Linked DNA regions of Homo sapiens: region 1 is linked to region 2. Evidence: chromatin loops called from intact Hi-C (ENCODE). Cell type or tissue: heart right ventricle. All regions are shown on one strand. Each heading gives the region's core, and the rest is flanking DNA. Links, peaks and the distances in the headings are about the cores only.

Evidence for each region. Peaks named below come from ENCODE experiments on the same cell type or tissue, not always from the same donor. Only the 100,000 strongest peaks of a DNase experiment are listed, where the experiment ranks them.
Region 1: a loop joins it to region 2, with 8 times the contacts of the local background. A loop is called at or near these places in 81 of 110 quality-filtered maps.

Annotation. Positions count from the first base shown.
Region 1 is chr19:5,571,275-5,585,699 of GRCh38, reverse strand. It overlaps the pseudogene SNRPEP4. Among named protein-coding and RNA genes, the nearest start is that of TINCR, 11 kb to the right of the region's middle. In heart right ventricle, for the core only: a CTCF peak has its summit at 7,284 (motif pointing right); a DNase peak (open chromatin) is centred at 7,309.
Region 2 is chr19:5,040,302-5,054,726 of GRCh38, reverse strand. It overlaps KDM4B (lysine demethylase 4B), which reads right to left. Exons shown (of 23, transcript NM_015015.3): 5 at 13,476-13,590; 6 at 7,058-7,251. Among named protein-coding and RNA genes, the nearest start is that of KDM4B, 78 kb to the right of the region's middle. RefSeq lists enhancers at 2,224-2,723, 5,214-5,816, 7,310-8,113, 11,473-11,991, 11,992-12,511. In heart right ventricle, for the core only: a CTCF peak has its summit at 6,295 (motif pointing left); a DNase peak (open chromatin) is centred at 6,286; H3K27ac peaks cover 451 bases.

The DNA.
Region 1 (14,425 bases), core at 5,889-8,388, 530 kb before region 2:
GAGGAGGCAGCCTGGGATTGGGAGCAGGCCCTGTTTTCAGACCTCGGTGTCTCAGATGTCACGGAGCACCCCTTCCTGGAGGTGGGTGTGGCCTCCTGAACTATGAAGCAGGGGCTCAACCACTGCCAGGCTGCTCTATGGGAGCTGGAAAGGGAACCAGTCCCACTGGACATCCTATGGGGGCAGAAGAGCCCTGCCCTTTCCAACGAGCCGGGCCTGGAACCAGCTCTGTTCCACGCAGAAACAAAGCACTCGAGTTACCAGGACGGCTGTCACAAAGCACCATAGACTGCCTAAGGAAGCTCATTGGCTCTCAGTTCTTGAGGCCAGGAGTCTGAGATCTGGGTGTGGGCAGGGCTGTGTCCTTCCCAGGCTCCGTCCTGAGCCTCCTGGCTTCTGACAGCTGCCGAGCACCTCTGGGCATTCCTTGGTTTGTAAAAACATTGCCCAGTCTCGGCCTCCATCCTCATCATGTGGCCTTCTTCCTGCAAGCGTGTTTGTGTCCTGGTTCCCCCCCCCCTCCTTTTTTTTTTTTTTTTTTTTTGGAGACAGTCTCACTCTGTCACTGCTGGAGTGCAGTGGCGAGGATCTGGGCTCACTGCAGCCTCCGCTTCCCAGGTTCAAACGATTCTCCTGCCTCAGCCTCCCAAGTAGCTGGGATTACAGGTGCCTGCCACCACGCCCAGCTAATTTTTGTATTTTTAGTAGAGACGGGGTTCCACCATGTTGGCCAGGCTGGTCTCGAACTCCTGACCTCAAGTGATCCGCCCACCTCGGCCTCCCAAAGTGCTGGGATTACAGGCGTGAGCCACCGCGCCTGGCCTGTTTCTTTAATAATTGAGCATAGGTACGTTATATTAACTCAACTTTTATTTCAAGAGAGAAAAGGTGGGTGGAACAAAATACGTGTTATGAAAAGGAGATGCTGATGGACGTGTGGGTGGTTCCCCCCTTTGGGCAGTTGTGTGTGAATCACGCTGCCGTGAGCATTTATGGATATGTATGTGTTTGAACACCTGTTTTCCATTCTCCTGTGTATATACCTGGGACTGGGATTGCTGGGTCCTATGCTGACTTTGTAACTCCCTGTGTTTTATTTCTGGAAGTATAGCCAGACTTTTCCACAGTGGTGGTACCATTATACATTCCTACTAGCACTATATGAAGATTCCAATTCCCCTTTTTTACGAGACAGGGTCTCGCTGTGTCTCCCAGGCTGGAATGCAGTGGCGCGATCATAGCTCACTGCAGCCTCGAACTCCAGAGCTCAAGCCATCCTCCCACCTTGGCCTCCCAAGTTGCTAGGTCTACAGGCATGAGCCACCATGCCTGGCCTTGGTATACCATTTGGTGGTGAATTTTGTTATGTATCATTTCCCATCGTTTTAAAGACATTTTTAAAGGGGAGGGGGAGCTGTGGGGGCATCACGGGAATGAGAGCCACTGGGGCAGAAACAGGGAGCTTCTTGAGAGCAAGTTTAGGAGCCAACTGCCTGGCACCCAGCCTTCTCACTACCTGCCTGCCCACGGGCAGGTCATTACTGTCTGCTTTAGCTGCTTTAACTGGAAGGAGGGAGTAATCATTGTAGTTGCCATATGGGATCTTTACAAAGATTAGTTAATCCACATAAAAAGCTTGGCATACAGTAAATGCTTAATACATGTTGGCAGGCCCTGGGGAGCCCTACAGGAATAGAGCCTCGGGTGCTCATGTTTCACAGGGGCCCTGGCGAAATGCAATGCCAGAGGTCTGGAGGGGGTCCCGGTGAGGAAATGACCAGCTCCAGCCATACAGAAAGAAAACAGCAGAATCAGAATTAAGACCTTATGGCCTGGCGCGGTGGCTCATGCCTCGAATCCCAGCACTTCTGGAGGCTGAGGCGGGTAGGTCACCTGTGGTCAGGAGTTCGAGACCAGCCTGGCCAACATGGGGAAACCCCCATTTCTACTAAAAATACAAATATTAGCCAGGCATGGTGGTGGGTGCCTGTAATCCCAGCTACTCGAGAGGCTGAGGCAGGAGACTTCTTGAACCCTGGGGGGCGGAGGTTGCAGTGAGCCGAGATCGCGCCACTTCACTCTAGTCCCGGGTGAAAGAGCGAAACTCCATCTCAAAAAAAAAAAAAAAAGAAAGAAAAAGTAGAATTAAGACCTTACGAAATGTCTCCACAGCTACAAAATGTGTCAACTTCACCAATTGCTAAATTTTGTATTCATAAAGATTTCATTACATTTCAAAACAGCTCCTAGGTTAGATTTTCTTATTCCCAAGGAACTCCCAAGCCTCCACGATGATTGCCAGTCTCAAATTGCATGCATGACTCCTAGTCACATAATTTCAAAGGCAAAGTTAGAACAGGGCCTTTTGATTCCAAAAAAACCCAACAACCATAAAGTCGACGTTTAACGGGGATGCCGTGCCTTTTAACAGGTTTGCCGGATTGAGGGGCAGGGCTTCCTTGAGTCCCAGTGACCCACGGGAGAGGTGAGGCTGTTCCTACCTGGTCATACGATGGTGACAAATCAGGGTTCGGATTCTGCTCTCACTGCTGGGTGGGTTCAGACCTCAGCCCTTCAGCCATTTCTTTGGTCAGCTGGGTGGACTAGGAGAGCTTTTCTCTTTGTTTTTTGAGATGAAGCCGTGCCGTGTTGCCCAGGCTGGAGTGCAGTGGCACAATCTTGGCTCACTGCAACCTCCGCTTCCCGGGTTCAAGCGATTCTCCTGCTTCAGCCTCCCAAGTAGCTGGGATTACAGGTACCTGCCACCATGCCTGGCTAGTTTTTGTATTTTTAGTAGAGATGGGGTTTCCCCATGTTGGCCAAGCTGGTCTCAAACTCGTGGCCTCGGGTGATTCTCCTGCCTTGGCTTCCCAAAGTGCTGGGATGACAGGCATGAGCCACCACACCCAGCCACGAATTCCTTCACCTTAATCACATCTGCAAGGTCCCTTTGTCTTGGAGACCAATGTGTTCATAGGTCCCAGGGATTAGGACGTGGGCATCCTTGTCCGTCACCCTGGTGTACAACAGAATCCACTTTGGGAAGCACCTGATGTGCTTACCAGTCAAGCAAGTTAGACATCTCTAGTCCCCCTGGCCAGCCACCAATTTATATGAGGACACCTACGGACGCCACACAACATCACCAAACCCAGACATAGCCCAGTGCAGCTCCCTGGGAAACTGGAGTCAATTCCTGGGAAAGTCAAGCGCAGAAGAAGGTTCTGAGCCCGAGGGAGGCTGAGACCCGCCCAGAGGTAGCGAGCCATGGAGCTGAGGCTGCAGCCCGAGGTCCCTTCTCCTCAGCCTCCCCGGTTGTCAGGGCACCCCGTGCCGCGGTCACACGGTGGTGAAGGGATAGGTGTTTGGGGCACCAGTGAGCAAGCTGCGTACGTGAGTGTGTACATAATTTTGCACATGCGCTTGGCCTTTAGAGTTGACCCCAAGGATAACTCTACATGTCCTACAGTGCTTCCAGAGACAGCAATACTGGGCCAGAAACTGCCCCTAAATTACTCCCGGGAGCACCAAGAGCCGCTTCTCCGTACTCCTCAAATCCTCGTGAGATGCAGCTGCCCTGTGTTTGCCTCCACCTGCAAATATTGACACAGCAGCTGCCGGGTTCAGTGGAGCATAAGGTACTGAGGACCCGAGACATTGCCCTCCTGGGAGAGCTTCCTGGGTGGTCTGTGAACCAGGGCCCGGTGGCTCATGCCTGTAATCCCAGCACTTTGGGAGGCTGAGGTGGGAGGATCACTGGAGCCCAGGAGTTTGAGAGCAGTGTGGGTAATGTAGCAAGACCCCATCTGTACAAAAAAATAAAATTGGCTGGGCTGCTGGTGTACACCTGTAGTCCCAGCTACCCACGAGGCTGAGGAGGGAGGATCACTTGGGCTCAGGAGGCAGAGGCTGCAGTGAGCTGTGATCACACCACTGCACTCCAGCCTGGGCGACAGGGCTGTCTCAAAAAAGAACAGCGTGGCACTGGCTGTGACTGAGGAGACCAGCCACACATGCCCAGCCCCTTCAAATTCTGCCCCCTGCAAGAGGTCTCCTCTGACCACTGGATCAGCAGCGCCTCATCACCCTCTGCCTTGTCACACCTGCCTGTCCTCGTGGCTCTGACCACTCGCTAAAGCATTGTTTATTGTCGGCACTCTCCACCACATAAGCATCGTTGGGGCAGGCATCTGCATCTCCCCAGTGCACAGCCTTTTAAAATACAGGTTTTGGCCGGGCGCGGTGGCTCATGCCTGTAATCCCAGCACTTTGGGAGGGTGAGGCGGGTGGATCACCTGAGCTCAGGAGTTTGAGACCAGCCTGGCCAACATGGTGAAACCCCGTCTGTACTAAAAACACAAAAATTAGCCGGGTGTGGTGGTAGGCACCTGTAGTCCCAGCTACTCAGGAGACTGAGACAGGAGAATCGCCTGAACACAGAGATGGAGGGTGCAGTGAGCTGAGGTCGCACCACTGCACTCCAGCCTGTGTGACAGAGCGAGACTCCATAAAAAAAAAAAAAAAAAGCAGGTTTTGGCCGGGCACGGTAGCTCACGCCAGTAGTCCCCGCACTTTGGGAGGGTGAGGTGGGCAGATCACCTGAGGTCAGGAGTTCGAGACCAGCCTGGCCAACATGGTGAAACCCCATCTCTACTAAAAATATGAAAATTAGCTGGGCATGGTGGCGCATGCCTGTAATCCCAGCTACTAAGGAGGCTGAGGCAGGAGAATCGCTTGAACCTGGGAGGCGGAGGTTGCAGTGAGTCAAGATCGCACCACTGCACTCCAGCCTGGGAGACAGAATGAGACTCCATCTCAAAAAAATAAAAAAGTGCTTTATGCAATATCTGGCATACAGTAGGTGCATAGCAAGTGGTTGTGGTTCTTTGAATTTTTTTAGCAAGAGACAGGTCTAAACCAGGGCTTCCCACTCCTTGCCCAACAGAAATCCCTCCCCTCTGCCCTTTAAGAAATTAAGTGTGGCCCATAGACTTAGGGAAGGGGAATCGCTGGGCTCGATTTCTACTGCAGCTGTAATCTATAATGTTGCATTACAGTTTTTAAAACAAGAGGCCCCTCTTTGGCCTCTCAAATGCTGCACGCTGTGGAGTTAAGTGCTGGAAGCCACTGATGGTGTCTCTCGGCTTCTTCCAGTCTTGGAATCATAGCCACCTCGTGCCAACGAGCTGTGAAACTACTGGGGTGCCCCGTGTACCCAGCCACAGAAAACGCATATCAGGCCTCGCGGGGAGCTCGTAAAAGGCACTGAAGCTTCCCCTGCGTGTATGCTGCCGGCCACAGCAGACCAAATATTTACAGACTCAGCTGAAATGAAACCCAGCAGGGTGGATCTCACAGGTGGTCCGGGAAAGGTCCCCATTGCTGGGGAAACAGTGCACAGAGCAGGAAGGAAACCCACTTGGCCAAGGCCCCCTGCCAAGCAAGTCAAGATGAAATCCAGGCTCAAGAGCTGGGCTCTGAGTCCTTTGTTTTCTTGCTTATTTAGCTTAGCAAATGCTTCTTGGGTACTTACTGCGAGCAGGGCTCCATGGCAGAGATGCAGCCATGACTGAGACAAGCCTGCAGGTTCCTGTTGTCTGGGGGTGGAATGAGACTGGCTTCTTGGAGGAGGGGACTGGACAGACCTAAGCCATGAGGAGTGAAGGAGCCCCAGAAGGGCTTTCCAGAAGAAGAAACAGGGTGTGCAGAAGCCCCCAGGAAGGAAAGGACACGCCTCCCACCCTTTTTTTTGTTTTTCGGAGCGATGGGATCTTGCTCTGTTGCCCAGGCTGGAGTACAACGGCGCGATCATAGCTCACTGCAACCTTGAGCTCCTGGAAGTAATCCTCATGCCCCAGCCTCCTGAGCAGCTGGGACTCCAGGCATGAGCCATGCACCTGGCCTAGCACCTTTGAGCAACAGAGCAGGCAGGAACATGGGGACCTGGGGCCGCAGTGGCTGATCAGGGATGGGACCACCAGCCTGTAGGGTTTCTTCTTCTTGAGAAGAAGAGAGCCAGCCCTCCTCGAAGGGTTTGAGGGTAACACTCAAATGTCTCTCTTCAGGCCTTTCCTTGCTTGAGATCCAAATCCTCACTGTCCCCGTGTCCCCGGTCTCCCCATGCCATGACCACTTTCACCTCCAGGAAGCTAGAACCAGCCAGCCCTGGGGAAGGAGGGGCGAGCCACACTGGACTCAGGGCCCTGGCTCTGTTTGGACAAAGACACAGCAGGGGGGGCCACAAGCCGCCTCCAGTTTTGGGATCCCTGCTCCAAAGACCAGAACATAGGAGCAAGCAGGCTGGCAGAACTGGTGGGCACAGCTGGGCATGGTGCCTCACACCTGTACTCCAAGCACTTTGGGAGGCCGAGGCAGGCAGATCACTTGAGACCAGCCTGGTCAACATGGTGAAACTCCATCTCTACTAAAAACACAAAAATTAGCCAGGTGTGGTGGTGCACGCCTGTAATCCCAGCTACTCGGGAGGCTGAGGCAGGAGAATCACTTGAATCTGGGAGGTGGAAGTTACAGTGAGCTGAGATCACACCACTGCACTCCAGTCTGGGCAACAGAGCGAGACTCTGTATTAAAAAATAGATATAATTAGCCAGGCACGGTGGCTCATGTCTGTAATCCCAGCACTTTGGGAGGCTGAGGTGGGTGGATCACCTGAGGTCAGGAGTTCGAGATCAGCCTGGTCAACATGGCAAAACCTTGTCTCTACTAGAAATACAAAAATTAGCAGGGCATGGTGGCGCATGCCTGTAATCCCAGCTACTCGGGAGGCTGAGGCAGGAGAATCTCTTGAACCTGGGAGGTGGAGGTTGCAGTGAGCTGATGTTGCACCACTGCACTCCAGCCTGGGCGACAGAGTGAGAGTCCGTTGGGTATCACACCCCCACTCACTCAGCCCCTGGCTGAGTCATAGCAGGTGGACACTCATGGGGACCAAGACGCCGTTGAGGGACGGGACCCAAGAGATGCGGCTATAAGTGGGGTGTGCTGGGTCACTGGAGATGCCTGGCTTGCTTATTGACGAAGCCTCAGGCTCTGGAGGTGGGGGAAGCCGTGGGGGAGGGAAGGGGAGAAAAAAGAGGGATGGAGAGATAAAGACACCGAGACACAGAAAAAGAGAGATTCAGGGAGAAGAGAGACAGAGACTGAGACACAGAGTGAAACAGACGCACACACACAGGGACGCAAATAGACAAAAGCAGAAACAGATGAACCCAGGACCTGCACAGATGTGGATCTGCACTTGGGGCAGCCGGGCCCTCTACTCCATGTGCCCACTAGGTGGCGCCCAAGAGCCACGCTCTGCAACGCAGCCGACCCGGTTGGGCCCCTCCTGCCGCGGAAGCCCCCATCTCTCTGCCCGCCCAGCGTTTCCCCCACGGGCCCAACACCACCTTTGTGGGAGGCCCTGGAGGCGCAGGTGGAGGCTGGAATGGGGGCTTCCTCAAGGGTCGAGGGTCTCCAGAGCCTCCCAACCCGGCCCCCGGTAGGCGAAGGCCCTGGTTGTGTCTGTGCTTCTCTTAGAGTGAGTTTGTATTGGTCTCAGGAGTGGACGTGCCTGCTTCTGTCTTGGGGTGTGGATCTGGTGAATCTCCGTGTGTGAGGCTTAAGGCCGTGTGTCTCTCTGTGTGCATCTGTGTTTGTCATGGGGCGTGTGTCCGTGTGTGTCTGTGTTTGCTCTGGGGGGCATGTGTCTCTGCGCATGTGACTACGTGTCTCATTTTTCTCTTGCTACATATCATGGCTGTATTTGCCTTGGGTGTGTCTGTGTCTCTGTGTGACTGACTTCTCCTCATGCTGTGTACATTTTGGTGTATCCGGGCTGGCGAGTGACTTGATGTGTGCCTCATGTCTCCGCCCCCCTTGGAAAGCTGCCTCTCCCGCCCCTGCTCACCTTTCCTGGCGGCTCTGTATAGAGTCACCAAAGAATTCAAGAACTGAAATATTTATGAAGTGCTTCCTGGGGTCCCCTGGAGAGACAGGAGCGACTGTTCATGGAGCTGTGTGTCTGTGGGTCTGACCAAACGAGATTTAGATCCTGCTCAAACTAAGCACCTACTATGTGCCAGGCCTTGGCTCGGGTACTGCCTTCATGCTATGCATTCAGTTTCCTCATCTGTAAAATGGGCCTGATATTCGGCCGGGCGCGGTGGCTCATGCCTGTAATCCCAGCACTTTGGGAGGCCGAGGCGGGCGGATCACAAGGTCAGGAGATCGAGATCATCCTGGCTAATACGGTGAAACCCCGTCTCTACTAAAAATACAAAAAATTAGGGCCGGGCGCGGTGGCTCACGCCTATAATCCCAGCACTCTGGGAGGCCGAGGCGGGCGGATCACGAGGTCAGGAGATCGAGACCATCCTGGCTAACACGGTGAAACCCTGTCTCTGCTAAAAGTACAAAAAATTAGGGCCAGGCGCGGTAGCTCACGCCTGTAATCTCAGCACTCTGGGAGGCCAAGGCAGGCAGATCACGAGGTCAGGAGATTGAGACCATCCTGGCTAACATGGTGAAACCCCGTCTCTGCTAAAAAAAAATAGCTGGGCGTGGTGGCGGGCGCCTGTAGTCCCAGCTACTTGGGGGGCTGAGGCAGGAGAATGGCCTGAACCCGGGAGGCGGAGCCTGCAGCGAGCCGAGATCGCGCCACTGCACTCCAGCCTGGGCAACAGAGTGAGACTCTGTCTCAAAAAACAAAACAAAACAAAATAAATTATAAAAAAAAAAAAAAAATGGGTGAAATTCCACCATGGCGTACCGTGGCCAGGGCCAGAAAGTGCAGAAGGTTATGGTGCAGCCCATCAGCCTCATCTTCAGATACTTACAAAATAGATCGCGGATTCAGGTGTGGCTCTATGAGCAAGTGAATATGCGGATAGAAGGCTGTATCATTGGTTTTGATGAGTATATGAACCTTGTATTAGATGATGCAGAAGAGATTCATTCTAAAACAAAGTCAAGAAAACAACTGGGTCGGATCATGCTAAAAGGAGGTAATATTACTCTGCTGCAAAGTGTCTCCAACTAGAAATGATCAATGAAGTGAGAAATTGTTGAGAAGGATACAGTTTGTTTTTAGATGTCCTTTGTCCAATGTGAAGATTTATTCATATTGTTTTGATTACCGTTGTGTTACTACAAGATGGCAATAAATACTATGGGATTGTTTGTGTTAAAAAAAATGGGCTTGATATTAGCATCTATCTCATAGCATTGCTATGAGGTGAGTTGAGGTTTATAAAACCTTGAACACTCCTGGAGCATGCTAAAGACTCAATGTGATAAATTATCTCAGGCTGGGTGTGATGGCTCACGCCTGGAATCCCAGCACTTTGAGAGGCCAAGGTGGGCAGATTAGTTTTGAGCCCAGGAGTTCGAGACCAGTCTGGGCAACATGGCAAAACCCTGTCTCTACAAAATAATAATTATAATAATAATAACAATAACAACAATAATAATAATAATACAATAATTAGCCACGCGGGATGGTGTGCACCTATAGTCCCAGCTACTCGGGAGGCTGAGGTGGGAGGATCACTTGAGCCCAGGAGGCGGAGGTTGCAGTGAGCTGAGATCACGCCGCTCTGCTCCAGCCTGGGTGACACAGAGCCAGACCTTCCCTCAAAGAAAAAAAAAAAAAAGGAAAAATCACCTCATTTAATTCTAATAACTACAAGCACATCTATTAACCTATGGGTCAGTGGGGAGCCCCTGAGAATTCTTCACTCACTGCTAAGAACTTGAGGGTTGTCAAAAAGGCCTAAATAGATTGGATGCTTGGACGTCTGTCTGCATAAAAACTTTCCTTTTAGCTCAGCTCAGCGGTTCTCAAACTTCAGAAAACTGAGTAGACGGGATCATGCTGGGTATAAAAATCAGGGGCATGAGTTGTTTCAGACATTGGGAACTCAGCGGTGAATAGAACAGACAAAATAGCCGTTGGGGAGTTTCTGTTCTGATGGGGAAAAGATAATAAATGAGGTTGTCACTCAACAAATGTGAGTCATTATGGTTATTTTCCATCAAAGACTTTCAATATACTTTGCCATTTCGCCCTCCAGAAAGATGGGACTTGGTACTAACTTATCCCAGCAATGTATGCAAGTGCTCACTGCCTTGTACCTTCACAAAAACTATTATTGGATCTTTTTGTCAAATATTAGAGTGGTGAAATTCTTTTTTTTTTTTTGAGACGGAGTTCACTCTTGTTGCCCAGGCTGGAGTGCAATGGCACAATCTCGGCTCACCGCAACCTCCACCTCCCAGGTTCAAGCACTTCTCTTGCCTCAGCCTCCCGAGTAGGTGGGATTACAGGCATGCGCCACCATGCCCGGCTAATTTTGTATTTTTAGTAGAGACAGGGTTTCTCCATATTGGTCAGGTTGGTCTCGAACTCCCGACCTCAGGTGATCCACCCGTCTCAGCCTCCCAAAGTGCTGGGATTACAGGCATGAGCCACCGTGCCCAGCAGTGAAATTCTTTTTTCAAGTCTTTTACAATTTCCCACCTATGTCTTTTGTGTGTCCAAAGTGTATGCACGTTCTTTGCACATGTTGCTTTATTTTTATTGATTTCTAACAACTCTTTATATATGAGGAATGCTACTTTGTTTAAACATGTTGGTGGCAGATAGCCTTTGTTTCTAATAGAATGAGGCTAGAAAAACACAACTTGCCAATAGGGACCACCATAAACCTTCATTTGCCCAACAAACATCCTGCGTGTGAATCAATCAATCCCTTCCTTCCTTCCTTCCTTCCTTCCTTCCTTCCTTCCTTCCTTCCTTCCCTCCCTCCCTCCCTCCTTCCTTTCTTTTCTCCCTCCCTCCTTCTTTCCTTCCTCTCCTCCCTTCCTCCCCCCTCTCTTCCTTCCTTCCTTTAGATGGAGTTTTGCTCTTGTCGCCCAGGCTGGAGTGCAGTGGTACAATCTTGGCTCACTGCAACCTGCGCCTCCTAGGTTCAAGTGATTCTCCTGCCTTAGCCTCCAGAGTAGCTGGGATTACAGGCACCCGCCACCACAACCGGGATTACAGGTGTGTGCCTGTAGTCCCAGCTACTCAGGAGGCTGAGGTGGGAGGATCGCTTGAGCCTGGGAGGTTGAGGCTGCAGTGAGCCATGGTCATGCCACTGTACTCCAGCCTGGGCAACAGAGTAAGATCCTGTTTCATAAAGTAAAATAAGATAAAATAAAATAATAGCATAGGCCAGCCGGGCACAGTGGCTCAATGCCTGTAATTCCAGCACTTTGGGAGGCCGAGGCGGGTGGATCACGAGATCAGGAGATCAAGACCATCCTGGCCAACATGGTGAAACCCCGTCTCTACTAAAAATACAAAAAATTAGCTGGGCATGGTGGCGGGCGCCTGTAGTCCCAGCTACTCGGGAGGCTGAGGCAGGACAATGGCGTGAACCCGGGAGGCGGAGCTTGCAGTGAGCCAAGATCGTGCCACTGTACTCCAGCCTGGGCAACAGAGCAAGACTCTGTCTCAAAAAAATAAATAAATAAATAAAAATAAATAATAATAATAATATAGGCCAGAATGCCTGTTCATCAGAGGCTGGGCAGCAGGGAGAAGTGTGGGTTGGGGGGGGCTGCATATTCCACCAATCCTGTAGGCAAATAGGGAAGGAGGGTGGGTGCCAGGCCCACTTGCCCCCATCTGTAACATATCCACTGCCCTTAGCATTGCCACATTCTGGAATTATAGATACTTTGCCTCTTGTAATGTAGAAGAGATTTCTTTCTTTCTTTTTTTTTTTTTTTTTCGAGAGAGGGTCTTGCTCTGTTGCCCAGGCTGGAGTGCAGTGGTGCAATCATAGCTCACTGCAGCCTCCAACTCCTGGTCTCAGGTGATCCACTTGCCTCAGTCTCCTGAGTAGCTGGGACTACGGGGGCGCACACCACCACGCCCAGCTAATTTTAAAATTCTGGCCGGGCATGGTGGCTCATACCTGTAATCCCAGCACTTTGGGAGACTGAGGCAGGCGGATCACTTAAGATCAGGAGTTCGAGACCAGCCTGGCTAACATGGTGAAACCCCGTGTCTACTAAAAATATAAAAATTAGCCTGGCGTGGTGGCGCATGCCTCTAACCTCAGCTACTCAGGAGGCAGGAGAATCGCTTGAACCTGGGAGGTGGAGGTTGCAGTGAGCTGAGTTCGTGCCTAGGTGAAAAGACACTCCAGCCTACGTGAAAGAGTGAGACTCCGTCTCAAAAAAAAAAAAAAAAATTGTAGAGTCAGGGCCTTGCTATGTGGCTTAGGCTAGTCTTAAAATCCTGGCCTCAAGCGATCCTCCTGCCTCGGCCTCCCAAAGTGCTGGGATTACAGGCAAGAGCCACCATGCCCGGACTCTGGCCCATTTTAAAAAGCCTATTCCTCTTGCTTCCTGCTGAACTTTATTAAAACTTACTACTGCAGCTTTTTCTCCCCTAAGACAGCCAGAGGGGATGTATGGTGATTACCGCTCAGAGCCCCCACCCACCCACTAGAGAGCTCTGAGATTCCACATTGTTCAGGAGGACTGAACACCAGCTGTTCTAAGATCCTAAGTGTCTACATGTTCAGTGATCCCACGATTCTGAGCCTCCAGACTCCAGAGCTCAGGGATTCTCTGAGCTCATCACTGTCTGCCTGGGTCTTCCATAATTGCCCGCAACAGATAATACAGTGTCTCGAGGCAAAAACCATGATCCCTCTAATCCACAGACCCAGGCACAGGGGCCGGTCGCCCACAGCCACCGAGCTTTTCCTAACAGCTTAATGAGAAAGTCAGAATTAACTGGAAGTGGCACCTAGCACTCCCAGGGCTCAGCGTGGCCTCCCCGTGTTAAAGCCGAGTGTCCCCAGGCCTCCCTTTGACCTTCTTGGACACCAGCAATTATGATGGGCGAGGCCTGGAATTCAGCCTGAATAGGGAAGTGGCTGGGGCCATGGTGACCTAGTTCTTCAGGTTAAGCCAGCCCGCCCACCTTCCCCGGAGAGTGACCAGCCCAGCCTGGGTTCTCATTCTGCCACTACTCCTCTCCGGGCCTCAGTTTCCCTCCTTTGTTCAAGGAGGTCAGGGATCATGCCAGCCTCCTACTTTGCTGTGTTACATGTAAATTTCTTGGCACATGTATTATGTTATCATCTCTCTTTGTGCACACGGATACCTTCCCAGAAAGGACACTGCTGGCTTATACCTTTTTCAAATAGCTATTGTCAGAGAGCTTACACCATTTCACACTCTGAACCCCAGCAGCATGAGGCTGCTCTTTTCCCAAAACCCTGAAAACACAGCAAATGCTCAGACTTTTTCATCTTTACCAGCCAGACAGATGAAAAGAAGAAAAAGATATTTCATGGTAGTTTTTTTTTATATTTAGGTTACCATGAGCGAGAATGAACTCCCTTGCCTATGCCCAGAAGACGTTTGTATTTCCTTTTCAGAAAACCGTTCATGTGTGGTGGCTTATGCTTGTAATCCCAGCACTTTGGGAGGCTGAGGTGGGAGGATTGCTTGAATCCCAGGAGTTCGAGACCAGCCTGGGCAACATGGCGAAACCCTGTCTCTACTAAAAATACTGAAAATTAGCCGGGAGGGGTGGTACACAGTTTCAGTGAGCCAAGATTGTGTCACTGCATTCCAGTGTGGGAAACAGCAAGACCCTGTTTGCTCAAAAACAAAAACAAAACAACAACAACAAAAATCCATTCATGTCTTTCACCCTTTTTTGGACTGGCTTGTTAATCCATATTGATTTCTAGATGCTTTTTACATATTAAGGATATCAGTCTCTTGTCTATCATGTTTTGGAAGATTTTCCCCCTTGATGTTGCCTCTTCATCTTCTAGTATTTTTTATTTGTTTGTTTTGTTTTTCTTTTTTCTTTTTTTTTTTGAGATGGAGTTTCCCTCTTGTTGCCCAGGCTGGAGTGCAATGGTGCGATGTTGGCTCACCGCAACCACTGCCTCCTGGGTTCAAATGATTCTCCTGCCTCAGCCTCCCAAGTAGCTGGCATTACAGGCATGCACCACCACACCCAGCTAATTTTGAATTTTTAGTAGAGACAGGGTTTCTCCATGTTGGCCAGGCTGGTCTCGAACTCCCTACCTCAGGGGATCCGCCTGCCTCAGCCTCCCAAAGTGCTGGGATTACAGGCGTGAGCCACCGTGCCCGGCCTGTTTTGTTTTTCTTAAGACAGTCTCTCACTCTGTCACCCAGGCTGGAGTGCAGTGGTGCAATCTTGGCTCACTGCAACTGTGTACTCCACAGTTGCCATTGTACTCCACCCTGGGCATTGTACTTCAACCTCCTGGGTTGAAGCCATTCTCCTGCCTCAGCCTCCCAAGTAGCTGGAATTATAGGCACCCACCACCACACCTGGCTAATTTTTGTATTTTTAGTAGAGACAGGGTTTCACCATGTTGGC
Region 2 (14,425 bases), core at 5,028-7,527:
ACACGCCACGCTCTAGGCCACACGGCTGCAATGCCCTGCTGGCAGCTCAGCTCCTGGCCCGAGTTCTCGCAGCTAAGTGGGTAAAGTCCAGTTCTCAGTTACCCAGCAGACTCCCAGGTCTCGTCTTCTGGGCAGAGTCCCAGGGGGCCAGACTCCCTCCCAGACAGACTATGTGACTGGAGACCCTTGTTTCTCTAACAAACACATGTACATGTGTACGCATGTGCATGCGCGCGCACACACACACACACACACACACACACATTCTCTCTCTCTCAGGGGACTCAGCATCACAGTTCACTGGATCTGAGCAGGTTCCAGGATATGGGACTTCCAGTTTTAAAACTGGGAAAGGGTTGGGCTCACACCTGCAATCCCAATACTTTGGGAGGCTGAGGCAGGAGCATCATTTGATCCCAGGAGTTCGAGACCAGCCCAGGCAACACGGGGAGACCCCGTCTCTACAAAAAATTTAAAAATTTGCCAGTTGTGCACGTGCCTGTGGTCCCAGCTATTTAGGAGGCTGAAGGGGGAGGATCACCTGAGCCCAGGAGGTTAAGGTTGCAGTGAGGTGTGATCATACGACTGCACTCCAGCCTGGATGACAGAGCAAGACTTCATCTAAAATAAAATAAATAAAGCTAGGAGAGCTGAGCTGGTCACTGAGGCCCACTCACGCACAGGAATAAAGAACCGCTGCACTGATGCTGTGGCCACAGTCGCCATCAGAAGCAGAGGATTGGGACAGGTGACCACGAAGGAGCTTCCTGCCTGCCCACGGCCACGCTCCTCAAACAGGGAAGCTGGGCACCAGGTGTGCCTGGCCACGCAGCAACCCATGTGGACCCAGAGCCAGTCAGCCGGGACGCTGGGCCCCTGGGCTGGTGCTGAGCGCTGCTGGGGGGTAGTGGCTGGTCTGGGCTGGTGGCAACTACTACTCAGGCGTAGCAGCTGGCCTGGGCACTGGGCCTGGGGGCCTCACTTGCTTGTGACAACAACTGTCTTCTCTCAAAAAGAGGTTCCTTCTGCAGAGAGGGGACACCCCTCATCAAGAGCCTCCCCAGATAACCTCATGCAGGCTAGACAGCTGTCTCTACAAGGATACGGCTCCCAGGGACCATGGGCTGGGGCCACTGCAGCGGGTCTCAGTGAGCCAGGGAGGAAGTGCTGAGGCCTTGGCGGGCAGGAACCTGGGCCCTGAGCAAGCTGCCTTGGCTCCTGACACCTTATCATTTTCTAATGACCAGGGTCCCTCTGCCTCCCTACTGGTCTGATCTGCTCTCCGTGGGAGCTCTCTGTTCTAAACCGCTTCTTCCTTTTCTATTTCTGTCATCCTGGCTCAGTGTGTGTGGCTGGGAAGAGACCTGGCTGCGGTCCCCTGCCTGGGAGCGAGGCACGCATCGGGCTGCCCCCATCAGTCTGGTGGGTCTTCTCAGTCTGACCTCCCAGGGCACCGCAGCGGCTCTGAGCTGCCAATGCAGCCCTGTCCCTAGGCACCCTCGCCAGGGTTGGGCCTCGGGTGGCAAGGAGAGGAGGGAGCAACTATCTCGCTCCTGCATCTTGTTCTGGTGACAGAGTGCAGTGTGGGGAAGCTGAGTTATTAAAACCAATCTGTGAAGCTGTCAGGCTCCAGGCAATTTCCATTTCAACCCAGTGCTCAGCTCAGGCTACGCCACCCCTGTCGGGACACCAATCTCCGCCAGAGCTGTCTCTGCGGCCACCCAACCTCTGGTGGCCCAGCCAGAGCAAAGCGGCTGGGAGGAATGCCCCAGGTCACTGAGGGGGGCCATGCCTTACGGTCAGTAGACTGGGACCCTAGGTCCCCACTGCTGGTGGGACCCCCCGGGTCCCGGGCTCAGAAGCTGGAAGTCCCAGTGGTTGGCTCGCCAGCAGCAGCAGTACAAACCCACACCAGGGTCCCCGGGCGCCAGCGCGCTACCCCATGGGCCTTCAGGCTGCTGCCTGGGACGGGCTCGCCAGCTCCATCACCCACCAGACTCCTGGGTCCCACTCCAAGGGACAGGGCAGAGGCCATTGTGGGGCCCGACAGTGCCACCTGCAGCCAGACTGAGGGAGCCCAGGAGGGAGGGAGGTGTCTGCCCCCAGGCAGGAGCTGCCAGCAGGAGATGGAGCTGGGAGGCGGGTGGGCCAGGGAGGTCCTGAGGGGCAGTTAGGCGGGCAGCAGAGGGGTAAGGGAGCAGGCCCGCAGCCTCCACCCCAAGAACAGCCTGGCTTGGCCTGGGTGGGCGACAGACTCATCCACCCCAGGCTCTGCCTTCCACCCACCTGCGGCCACAGGGCAGGAAGCCCGGGCTGGTCCCCTGCAGCCCTGGAACCCACCCTCCCCACCCCCACCCTCCCCACCCCCACCCCCAGTGTCTGGAGCACGGTTCCTCGGTGCACACATGCGCCCATGCACACACACACATGCACGCACACCTCCAGGGACACCCATGAAGCAAAAGACGGCTATGCCTGCTAGGACTCAAGTTTCCCTGGCAGCAAGAAGAAAAGATGCTGTGAAATTCCCATGAGGGAAAACGCCAGAGAGAAAACTCAAGGTGTAGCTGAATCAAAAGGGAAAATTCTCGGCTTGCAGCTCCTTAAAGGTCAAGGGAGGCTGGTGGAGTCTTCTGATAATCCCCTCTCCCCTGGCCTCCCCAGCAGCCCTCCCCGCAGCACTCAGGAGGGTCTGGCTCATAGCAGCCCAGGATGGCCAAGAGCAACTGGGGGCTCCGTGCCCTTCACGGGAGCACAAGCTCCGAGACCCCCACCTCCCACACCTGCACCGGAGACTGAGTGTGTCCAAGGTAAACAGAGGCAGGAGAGGGTGGGCGGAGCGATCCCCTGAGGAAACAGCCAGAGATGAGACCATGGGGGACCCCCATCCTGCCTGGGGCAATGGGGGATTTCCAGACTGCCGCGGGTCATGGGCAGGTCAAGGTCGCAGTCCGGGCAAGCGCTCCTTCGCCCCGCTGCTCTTGGGGGCTTCACCTGGGTGCAGGATGACCCCCCTTCTGACAAGCGGAGCTGCAGAGACCCTGGGGGACACCCCCTTCCCTAAGCCTGAGCAGAGGCCTCTGTGGCTGCCACGCACCTGCGCTGGCCCCGCGGCACTCCTCAGGAGGGCCTTCCTCTCGCCGCCTTGGAGCCAGTGCAAGCAGCTGACCATGTCCCATCAGCTCACGACGTCCTCGGGAGTCCCTGCAGCCCCAGGAACATGCTGATCCCCCATCTGGCTTCCCTGCTGCAGTGAGAGCCAAAGCTTCTGCTCTTGGCGGTGGCCCACAGTCCCCTAAACACCCCAACACTGCCCTGCAGGGTGTCTGATGGGTTGGGGGCAAAAGGGGACCCGAAGCCTCGGCCAGGTCCCAGCCCGGCACATGGGTGCACAGGACTGAACAGTGGGCACTTTCCCAGGCAGCGTGGGCCAGGGCCCTCGAGGGGGGATGGCCACTCCACTCTCTTCTTTGGGGTGCACAGCACAATCCGAATGACCCAGAAGTGCCCTGGGACCAGCAACTCTCTCAGGGCTGGCCGAGACCCAACATCCTCCCACCCCGGCCTGGAACTCTCTTCTAGGGGCATGTGGCATGTGATGCTGCTGGCGACACTGCGCTCAGCCTCGTGGCGACGCCTGTGTTTCGTGCCTGGCCCGGGCGGCTCAGGAGGGTGGGCCCTGCAGGGGCTGCCACAGGTGCAGGTTGGGGAGGGGATGCCTGGAGGGGAACAGCCGCAGGACCGGCCTTGGAGGGTCAGCTCGGCTAAACCACCCCCACCCCAGGTTCCAGGAGGGTCTTTTTATTTATTTATTTTTTATTTATTTTGAGACGGAGTCTCACTCTGTCGCCCAGGCTGGAGTGCAGGGGTGTGATCTCCGCTCACTGCAAGCTCCGCCTCCTGGGTTCACACCATTCTCCTGCCTCAGCCTCCCGAGTAGCTGGGATTATAGGCACCTGCCACCACACCCGGCTCATTTTTTGTATTTTTAGTAGAGACGGGGTTTCACCGTGTTAGCCAAGATGGTCTCGATTTCCTGACCTCATGATCCAACCGCCTCAGCCTCCCAAAGTGCTGGGATTACAGGCGCAAACCACCGCGCCTGGCCCCAGGAGAGTCTTGATCTATGGCAAGGAGTGTGGCCTGGGACAGTGGCTTCTATGGGGCACAGCCTTCAGGACACCGACCCCAGGCCACCACCCCACCCAGGAAGACCCTGGAATACAGGGTCAAGTGGAAAGCTCGGACCCTCCCCACACCCACCTGCACTCCGGCCCCCCCGGCCTGGGTGACAGAAGGGGCTGCGGGAAGTTGGCGGGGGGAAGTTGCAGGTGCTGGCTCTGGTTTCAATCCGCATTGCCAAAGAGATTTTGAGGCGCTCAGTCTCTTCAGATATTCTTAGCCCCGCTGCCTGAGAGCACCACAGAAGCCAGCCTTTTGAAGCATGTTTCTGCCTGTTATTGACACCAGGCTGTTCACGTCACTTTGACACACAAATCAAGCTACCAAAGTAGCAACAGACCCAGAAAGCTTTAATAAAATGCTGTAAACCTGAGTACATTGACACTTTCTTTAAAATCCCACTGGAATACTCTGAAATGGTTGCAATTAAGCGGCTGCAGATGCAAGCGGAACAGTGTAATGAGGGAGACAGACGGGGCGCAGCCTTGGTGATCTCTTGGCTGGGAGCCCTACCTACCCCAAGGGCCCGAGGAAGGGAGAGGGGGGAAGCATCTCCCAGGGGCCTGAGTAGCTTCCTGAACCCCAGCCCAGGGACCAGAGGCCAGACACTCTTTCCAGTTACCTTGTCCCCACCCCCCTGCAAGTTGGGAGGGCAGCCTGGAGGGGTAGTCAGCTCCCACAGCACACAGTGAGGATCCAAGAGGCTCCGGCAAGTCACCAAGCCTCTCTGTGCCAGGCCCCTGCTGGGAGCTGGGACACGGGGTGACCAGGGCCCCTACCATCTGCTGGGGAGGACTGATAGCCCGTAGTAGACGTTGGCTAATGCTGGGGTCACCTGGTCTATGCCTGTCGCAGGCATGGGGTGTCGTGGGAACATCTGGGGCCCCGCCTCAGCCCTGGTGAGAGAGCAGGGAAGGGGCCCTGCGTGCTAAGCAGGCTGAGCTGACTGTGGGGGCGAGTGGGGAGCTCTGGGGGGTTGAGGGCATGCCCTGCAGCTAGAGCCTACACTGTGGCTCCTCTCAGGCCCCTCATGCCAGGCCCCACCCCTGCCATCCCCACCCCTTCCTGGGCAAAAACCAAGACCAAGGTCAGGGCGCTTCCGGAATTCCCTTCCCGAAAGAACTGTTGCCTACTCAACGCTGCCCCGCCCCAGCTGTCTCCCCTGAGCCATCTCCCACGACGGGTCATGGGGAAGGGTAGACATGGGAGTGGCAGCTGGACGCCTGCGGCACCAGGCGAAGCAGAGGAGGGGTGCAGTGAGGGGCATTCGGGGAGAGGTGCGGGATGCCCTCAGAGGCTGCGTCCTGGATGAACCAGCTCAGGAGAGGCCCTCGGCTCCTGGCGCATCCCTGTCAGTCCCTCCGACGGCCTGTGGCCGGGCCCCACTGCCGCCTCCAGGGAGCCACTGTCGCCTCCTCCCGCAGAGGCCCCTCTGACCTAGCAGCAGGCACCCCCGGCCCTGGCATCTGACCCATAGCAGCCCCAGCCCCAGGGTCTCCCCCAGCCCAGGCTCCCACGACAGCCAGCAACCCCCGGGGCCCCTCACAGGAGACCGAGCTGCTGGCACTGCAGTCCTTGGCACTGAAGTCCTCACGTCTGACTCACTGGCTGGTCCCCCACCTCCCATGTCCCTGACCCCCCTGCTTCTGTCTGGCTGGGCCTCCTTGCCGGCTGCTCGCCACTTCCCGCCCCACAGGGGCTCTCTGCACAGGGCAGACGGTCCCTATGGAGGCACAAACCCGGTCACACCATGGGCGTCCCGCTGCCCACGCACCCCTGGGAGGCCACGCTTTGCCCCAAGTCACACGGGGTCCTCTACAGGGCCTTTCCCTTGGGCTCCATCTGCGCTTCGGACGCAGGTGAGGATGCGCACAGCTCGCCCCTTCCTGCTCATTGTGCTTTTTTTTAACGAAGAGGTACAGCATTCTCCCCCGCCCCCCCCTCTCCCCGCTTACAACTCCAACCCAGGGAAGGGCCAGGCAAGGCGGAGCTCCCACGCCCTCCAGGCAAAGGCTCCGTCCTCCTCCAGCGCGAGGACGGCCTGGGAAGATTCCAGGCATGAGCGCGGCCCCGGGAAGGGCGGGAGCGCCACCTAGCGGCCCTTGGAGGACAGTGCAGGGCAGCCCCGCGGAGCACCCAGCAGGTTCCGCAGTCACAAGCAGAGCCCGGTGACACAGGGGCACACACACGCATGCATACTCACACTCACTCACGTGCGCACTCACATGCGCGCGCACACGTGCACATTCACACACACCCCCACACGGCCTCGCTGCGACGTGCACAGGGAGCCAGGAGAAGGTCCTGGAACTCAGCCCGCCACAGCAGCGCCCACGCTGCACCCGGCACCTCCCGGGCAGGGGCAGGTCCACCACACTGCACACAGGCCTGCAGCGCCACGCCCTGCCCTCCTAACTGTAGGGCCTGGCCCAGACGTGCCAGGGCGGAGACTGCGAGGGAGCGGCTGCAGGGTCATCCTGGCCAGGCCCCTCTGGGCAGCATGGACAGTGTCCCTTCACCAGGAACGTCTCCACTTGGCTGTGAGGCAGCACAGCCTGGGCAGCTCAGGAGGCTCAAGACCACGCTCCTGGCCATGGGGACACCTGGGGCCGCTCACAGCTCAATGGGGGGCACTCCGGGGTACAAAGCGCAAGCTCTAGGGGCCTGGGAGCTTCGGCTCTGGGGGTGCACATCCCCCACCCCAAAGCTGGTGGGTGACCCCAGGCGGTCCGGAAGATCTCCAGCCGTCATAGGCCGACCTTTGCGGCCTCACCTGGTGGGGCCCCTGCCACGGCGCCCAGCCGTGTACCCGGGATTGACTCCCTCCCGAGGGGCTCTCGGTCCGGCCGGCGGCAGGGCCAGTGCAGACACTCACCAGGACTTAGGCTCCCCAAAGTGCAGGTAGTTGATGCTGTACAGGTCCATGTCCTCGGTGTGCCAGGCGAAGGTGGTCTTCCACATGCCGAAGTACAGGTAGGGCGTGTTCACGCCCTCGATGATGGTGCCGCACTCGCGCTCCACCATGTCCAGGATGGTCCGGAGGCTCCCGATGTTCCACTGGGCCACGTCCTGTGGGGCGGCAGAGCAGCGTCGGCAACCGCCCGGCCACCCCCAGAACCTGCGAGCCCTGGGGTGCAGGCTAATTCTCCCCAGAGTCCCAGGGGTCGCTGCCCATCCTCCTCCACCCCAGTATCTGCGGCCCCCCCAGGGGCCGGTCATACCCTGCAGACCAGGGGCTGGTCTTAACCTGTGTGAGATTCTTGCCCAGGCTGGAGTGCAGTGGCAGAATCATAGCTCACTGCAGCCTCAACCTCCCAGGCTCAGGTAATCCTCCAGCCTCAGTCTCCTGAGTACCTGGGACTATAGGCTATAGGCGTGAGAAACCACACCTGGCTAATTTTTACTTTTTTCTGTGTAGAGATGAAGTCTCACTCTGTTGCCCAGGCTGGTCTCGAACTCCTGGGCTCAATGGTCCCTCCCACTTTGGCCCCTCCAAGCGCTGGGGCTGCAGGCATGAGCCGCCATACCCAGCCCAGACACCTTTTCTGAAGGGCTCACCGCCAGCTTGGCCCTTCCAGGAAGGGCCCCATCGCACATGCCAGCGTGCACCAGGCAGGCAGGGCCTGTCAGATTCCACTGAGCTGCGTGCTTCCTGCTGGGTGGAGGCCTTGTTGTGAAGCCTGCAGTTTGGGAGTGCATAATTAACACGCCTCTAAGTCAATGACACGGAAGGAGAAAAACAGTCACCACTTGGGGCTAACCCAGCGATGGTACCGGAGCCAAGGCCCAGTGACAGCCCTTCCACAGCTTCTGACCGAGGAGACGAAGACAGTTTTCAGAACTAGGCAAACAAGGACGGAATCCCCACCCACCAGGCACATCTATTCTTAATGCCACAAGCAAACAAACCCCGTCCTGTCCCAAGAGCTCATAAAATACACATTAGTCACTGCAGTCCCCGGAGAGGCTCATGGCCTGCTGAGAGGCCGAGAGGAGCCCAGACACACATGAACGTGAGCTGCTCTCACAGCCTGAATCCACCCCCCACCAGCTGTTCCTGCACCTGCACGACCGGCCCTCAGACTTGGCAAGACCAGCGGTTCCTTTGCAAGGTGAGCCCTGGCAGGAGCCCAGAAGAGGTGAGGAGGGAGGCAGTGATGAGACCCAGATGGGGCAGAGGGAGGCCCCAGGCACAGGCTGAGCTGGGCGCAAATTCATCCTGGGACCACAGCAAGTCGCTTCTCTGCTGTGGGCTGTTTCCCCCGCTGTAAAAGTAGGCTAGTGCATAGGCTAGGCATGGCAAACACATGGCAAGGAAGCCCTGAAGCTTCCCCTGGCACCTGTGGCAGGTCGGCCTGGGCTGGCACAGCCTGCGTGCGGCTGCAGAGTCCCTCCCGGGTCATCACTACAGGCCAAGTGCAGGCAGTGCAGGCCAGCCAACCCAGAGGCTCTCATGCACTGGAGTCTGAGGCTGAACTTTCACTTGAAAACAATCAGGCAGGATCCGTAAGAGAAAGACAAGCCCCAGTCAGAAAGAAAATACTTGCAAGTCACAACTGATAACCAAAATACACAGCAAACTCTCAAATTTAACCAGAAGAAAACAAACAGCATGGTTAAAAAACAGAAAAAGATGGCCAGGCGCGGTAGCTCACGCCTGTAATCCCAGCACTTTGGGAGGCCAAGGCAGGTGGATCACCTGAGGTCAGGAGCTTGAGACCAGCCTGGCCAACATGACAACACCTCGTCTCTACTAAAAATACAAAAATTAGGCTGGACATGGTGGCTCATGCCTGTAAATCCCGGCACTTTGGGAGGCCAAGGCGGGCAGATCACGAAGTCAAGAGATTGAGACCATCCTGGCCAACATGGTGAAACCCCATCGCTACTAAAAATTCAAAAATTAGCTGGGCGTGGTGGTGGGCACCGTAGTTCCAGCCTGGTGACAGAGCAAGACTCCATCTCAAAAAAAAAAAAAGAAAGAAAATTAGCTGGGTGTGGTGGTGGGCGCCTGTAATGTAATCCCAGCTACTTGGGAAGCTGAGGCACAGAAATGATTGAACCCAGGAAGTGGAGGTTGCAGTGAGCCTAGATCACGCCACTGCACTCCAACCTGGGCAACAGAGCGAGACTCCATCTCAAACAACAACAACAACAACAACAAACTGGGCAAAAGACATGAAGAGAGCTCACCAAGGAAACACACAGATGGCAAACAGGCATGCAAAGGGGCCCCGCCGCGAAGGCAGCCATCGGGGGAATGCAGATTGAAATGGCAATGAGACAGCGCAACACGCCTCCCAGGGTGGCCAGGATGCACAACACCGACAACTCCAGATGGGGGCGGGGAAGCGGGGCCCTGGGAACGTTCATTCGCTGCTGCTAGGAGCACACAGTGGGACAGGTGGGCGGGAGGACAGTTTGGTGGCGTCTTAAAAAACTAAACGTCCTCTCACCACGTGGTCCAGCAACTGTACTCCTTGGTATTTACCCAAAGGAGATGAAAACTTCTGCCCACATTGACCAAACTTGGAAGGGTCCTTTAATAGGTGAATGAGCAGGCACACTGTGGTGCACCCGGACCATGGAGTATTATTCAGCGCTGAAAAGAAATGAGCTCTCAAGCCATGAAAAATGGAGCAAACTTGAACACCTATTGCTTGGTCAAAGAGGCCAATGGGAAAAGGCTACCGACTGTAGGATTCCAGCTCACGGCATTCTGGAAAAGGCTGAGCTATGGAGACAGTGAGACATCAGTGGTTGCCTGGGGCGCAGGAGAGGGATGGGGGAGAGGGAGGAATGACGAGGGGGAGCTCAGGGGATCATTAGAGTGGTGGGATGACTCCATGTGACACTGTAATCCCAGCTACTCGGGAGGCTGAGGCAGGAGAATCGCTTGAACCCAGGAGGCAAGGTTGCAGAGAGCTGAGATTGCGCCACTGCACTGCAGCCTAGGTGACAGAGCAAGACTCTGTCTCAAAGACAAAGAAACAAACACACAAGAAACGTTCACAGCACCATTATTCAAAATAGCCAAAAAGAGAACACAGCCCAAATGTCCGTCAGCGGATGAACTGATCAACACTGCGCGGGATAAGGTGGACACCCCCACTCCGATAAACACCGCGTGGGATAAGGTGGACACCCCACTCCGATAAACACCACGCGGGATAAGGTGGACACCCCACTCCGATAAACACCACGCGGGATAAGGTGGACACCCCCACTCCGATAAACACCGCGTGGGATAAGGTGGACACCCCACTCCGATAAACACCACGCGGGATAAGGTGGACACCCCACTCCGATAAACACCACGCGGGATAAGGTGGACACCCCCACTCCGATAAACACCGCGTGGGATAAGGTGGACACCCCACTCCGATAAACACCGCGTGGGATAAGGTGGACACCCCACTCCGATAAACACCACGCGGGATAAGGTGGACACCCCCACTCCGATAAACACCACGCGGGATAAGGTGGACACCCCCACTCCGATAAACACCGCGTGGGATAAGGTGGACACCCCACTCCGATAAACACCACGCGGGATAAGGTGGACACCCCCACTCCGATAACCACCACGCGGGATACAGTGGACACCCCCACTCCGATAAACACCACGCGGGATAAGGTGGACACCCCCACTCCGATAAACACAGCACGGGATAAGGTGGACACCCCACTCCGATAAACACAGAGTGGGATAAGGTGGACACCCCACTCTGATAAACACCACGCGGGATAAGGTGGACACCCCACTCCGATAACCACCACGCGGGATACAGTGGACACCCCCACTCCGATAAACACCACGCAGGATATGGCGGACACTGCACTCCGATAAACACCACGCAGGATACGGTGGACACCCCCACTCCGATAAACACCACGCAGGATATGGTGGACACCCCACTCTGATAAACCCCACGCAGGATATGGTGGACACCCCCACTCTGATAAACACCACACAGGATATGATGGACACCCCACTCCGATAAACACCACGTAGGATATGGTGGACACCCCCACTCCGATAAACACAGCACGGGATAAGGTGGACACCCCCACTCCGATAAACACAGCGCGGGATAAGGTTGACACCCCACTCCGATAAACACCACGCAGGATACGGTGGACCCCCCCACTCCGATAAACACCACGCGGGATAAGGTGGACACCCCCACTCCGATAAATGCTGCGCAGGATAAGGTGGACACCCCACTCCGATAAACACAGCACGGGATAAGGTGGACACCCCCACTCCGATAAACACAGCACGGGATAAGGTGGACACCCCACTCCGATAAACACAGAGTGGGATAAGGTGGACACCCCACTCCAATAAACACCACGCGGGATAAGGTGGACACCCCCACTCCGATAAACACCACTCGGGACAAGGTGGACACCCCACTCCGATAAACGCCGTGCGGGATAAGGGGGACACCCCCGCTCCAAAAATCCAAAACCCAAAAAGCTCCAAGGTCCCAAATGTTCTGAGTACCGATAACGACGCCACAAGTGAAAACTTTCACAGCTGACCTCATGTGACCGGTCACAGTTAAGACACAGTCAAAACTTCGCTTCGTGCACAAAATTATTAAAAACTTTGTGTAAAGTTATCTTCAAGCTACGTGTGTAAAGTGTACGCGAAATACAGATGAATTTTGTGTTTAGACTTGAGTCTGTGGAACTGCAGGTCCCGGTGTCGGCGGTGGGGCCGGGTGGGAGGTGGCTGCACCGTGGGTGGATTGCTCATGTCTCCTGAATGGTTCAGCGCCATCCCCGCGGTGCTGTCCTCAGGGCAGTGAGTGCTCGCGAAACCTGGCTGTTGAAAAGCCTACGGCGCCCCCCCCCTCACTCTCTCCTGCTGTGTAAGATGGATCAGCTCCTCCTTCACCTTTGCCACGACTCTAAGTTTCCTGAGGCCTCCCAAGCCATGTTTCTTGCAGAGCCTGCAAAAACGTGAACCAATTAAACCTTTTCTTTATTCACTACCCAGTCTCAGGTGTTTGTTTCCTTCTTTTTTTTTTTTTTTCTTGTGACGTAGTCTCATTTTTGCCCAGGCTGCGGGGCAGTGGCGCGATCTTGGCTCACTGCAACCTCCACCTCCCGGGTTCAAGCGATTCTCCTGCCTCAGCCTCCCGAGTAGCCGGGATTACAGGCACACACCACCATGCCCAGCTAAGTTTTGTATTTTTAGTAGAGACAGGTTTTGCCATGTTGGCCAAGCTGGTCTTGAACTCCTGACCTCAAGTGATCTGCCCACCTCAGTCTCCCAAAGTGCTGGGATTCAGGCGTCAGCCACCACGCCCAGCCTCAGTTATTTCTTTATAGCAGTGCAAGAACAGACTAATCCAGACTTAGGGCCCATCTCCAAGATATCTCAGGATGTATATGCAAATATTCAAAAAAAGAAAATCTCAAATTCGAAATACTCTGGTCTCATGTTTGCTTCTGGTGGGGCCGGAAGCAAGGCTGGCTTATGCCTGGCTCCATGTCGGGGGCGTCTCCCTCAGGTTCTCCAGGGCGGGCTCACTTCCAGCCTGAACAGAATCCTCCGTGTCATAAACCGGCGCCCTCGGCTCAGAGAGCAAACCCAGTCCCCTGCGGGCCACAGCGCAGACAAGGTCCACTAAGCAGGGCAGAGCCAAGGCTGGCCGTGGCCTCAGGGCAGTCACAGCTTCCTGCTGCTGTTCCACACACACCCGCCACGCAGGCCCACTTCTGGCGTCCAGCGGGGCCTGGGGGACCTTATGCCTGAGGCTGGGACTCTGGGGATGCCGGCCAGCTGCCCTCATGGAGAGCCCAGGCTGTGTGGACAAGAGGACGCTCCAGCAGACCAGGCTCGGGATGGGAGATCCCCTCACCCCAGTGTCTCCGGGCCCTGAGCCCAAGTCAGGACCGGGTTGGAGCCGAATCCAGCAGGTGGCCTGGCGGGCTGAGGACTCGAGGCTCCACAGTGCCAGGAAGACGAGCGGCAGGGACTGGGAAAGTACACGTGTTTGTAACACGCTGTGGGCCGGCTGCTGAGGCCAGAGGTGGGGCCAGGGTGAGCTCAGGGTGGGGGCTGCAGGGTGAGGCAGGAGGGGCCCTGCAAAAATCAGAGAAAGCCTGGCTTCCTCTTTCGTCACCACAGGGCGAGGCCCGCATCCAGAGCCTGGGCGAGGGGGTTAACCTTGCCTGCCTGGAAGCTTCATCTGCCAAGGCAGAGTCCCGTTCAGGGCCCTCCCACCACCACCCACCAGGAAGCTGGTCCCTGTTCTTCCCCGGAGCCTCATACTTACGTCATCATACAAAGAGCCGCTGATGTCAGCCCCGTAGATCGGGGAGACAAAGGTGAGGTTCTTCCAGTATTTGCGTTCAAGGTCATCAAAGTCCTGGTGCCGCGGGGTACAGTACCTGGTGAACAAACACCCCAAAACCAGCTCAGGGTGAGGCCTGGGTGCTACGCAGCCCACCCTCAGCCACCTGGAACCCAGGGCACCCATGAAAGAGGCGGGAGGGGCTCTGCTCCGACTGCCCGCTGCCCCGCCTAGGGTACCACGCAACCTGCTTCCGGGTGGGACAGCGCACTTCCACGGGCGAGCAGTGGCCCAAACCCACGTACCCCTCCTCAGTTATCCTGGCCCGGGGCACCCACATCAGAACACACGCCAGGGGGAGTGGGCAGGGGACAGAGGCCCTGGGAGGCTCTTGTCATCCCTGTGTGGCAAAGACTGAGCTCAGACGACAGACTAGGGGGCTGGGAAGGCCGGGTGAGCAGGACAGACCAGGCTCTGCTCTGGTGCCAGAGCCACAAGGCACGTGAACCTCAGAGAGCAACAGGGTGGAGGCCACAGACAGGGTGGAGGCCACAGACAGAGAGGAGGGCACGGCGACGGGACAGGCCTGCGCAGCACGGAGGCTACGTGGCTGTGCCTGCTGAACCAGGGAGCTGTACTCGGAACACTGCCGGTACACGCAGGTGCCATGTGTACCTGGGTAGGCGCCCATAGGTGTGCCCACATGGATGTGCCTGTGTACCTGTGCATGAGCCTGTGTGTCCCTGTGTAGAAACGTGCGTGTGCCATGTGTACCCGTGTGTGCCTGTGTATGGACGTGCGTGTGCCCTGTGTACCCATGTGTGTTACATGTGCCCTCGTGTGTTCTGTGTCTGTGCCCTCCTGTGTGCCTGTGCATGTACCCGTGTGGAGCCAGGGAGCCCTCTCTGAGGAGGGGCCACAAGCCCAGGTGT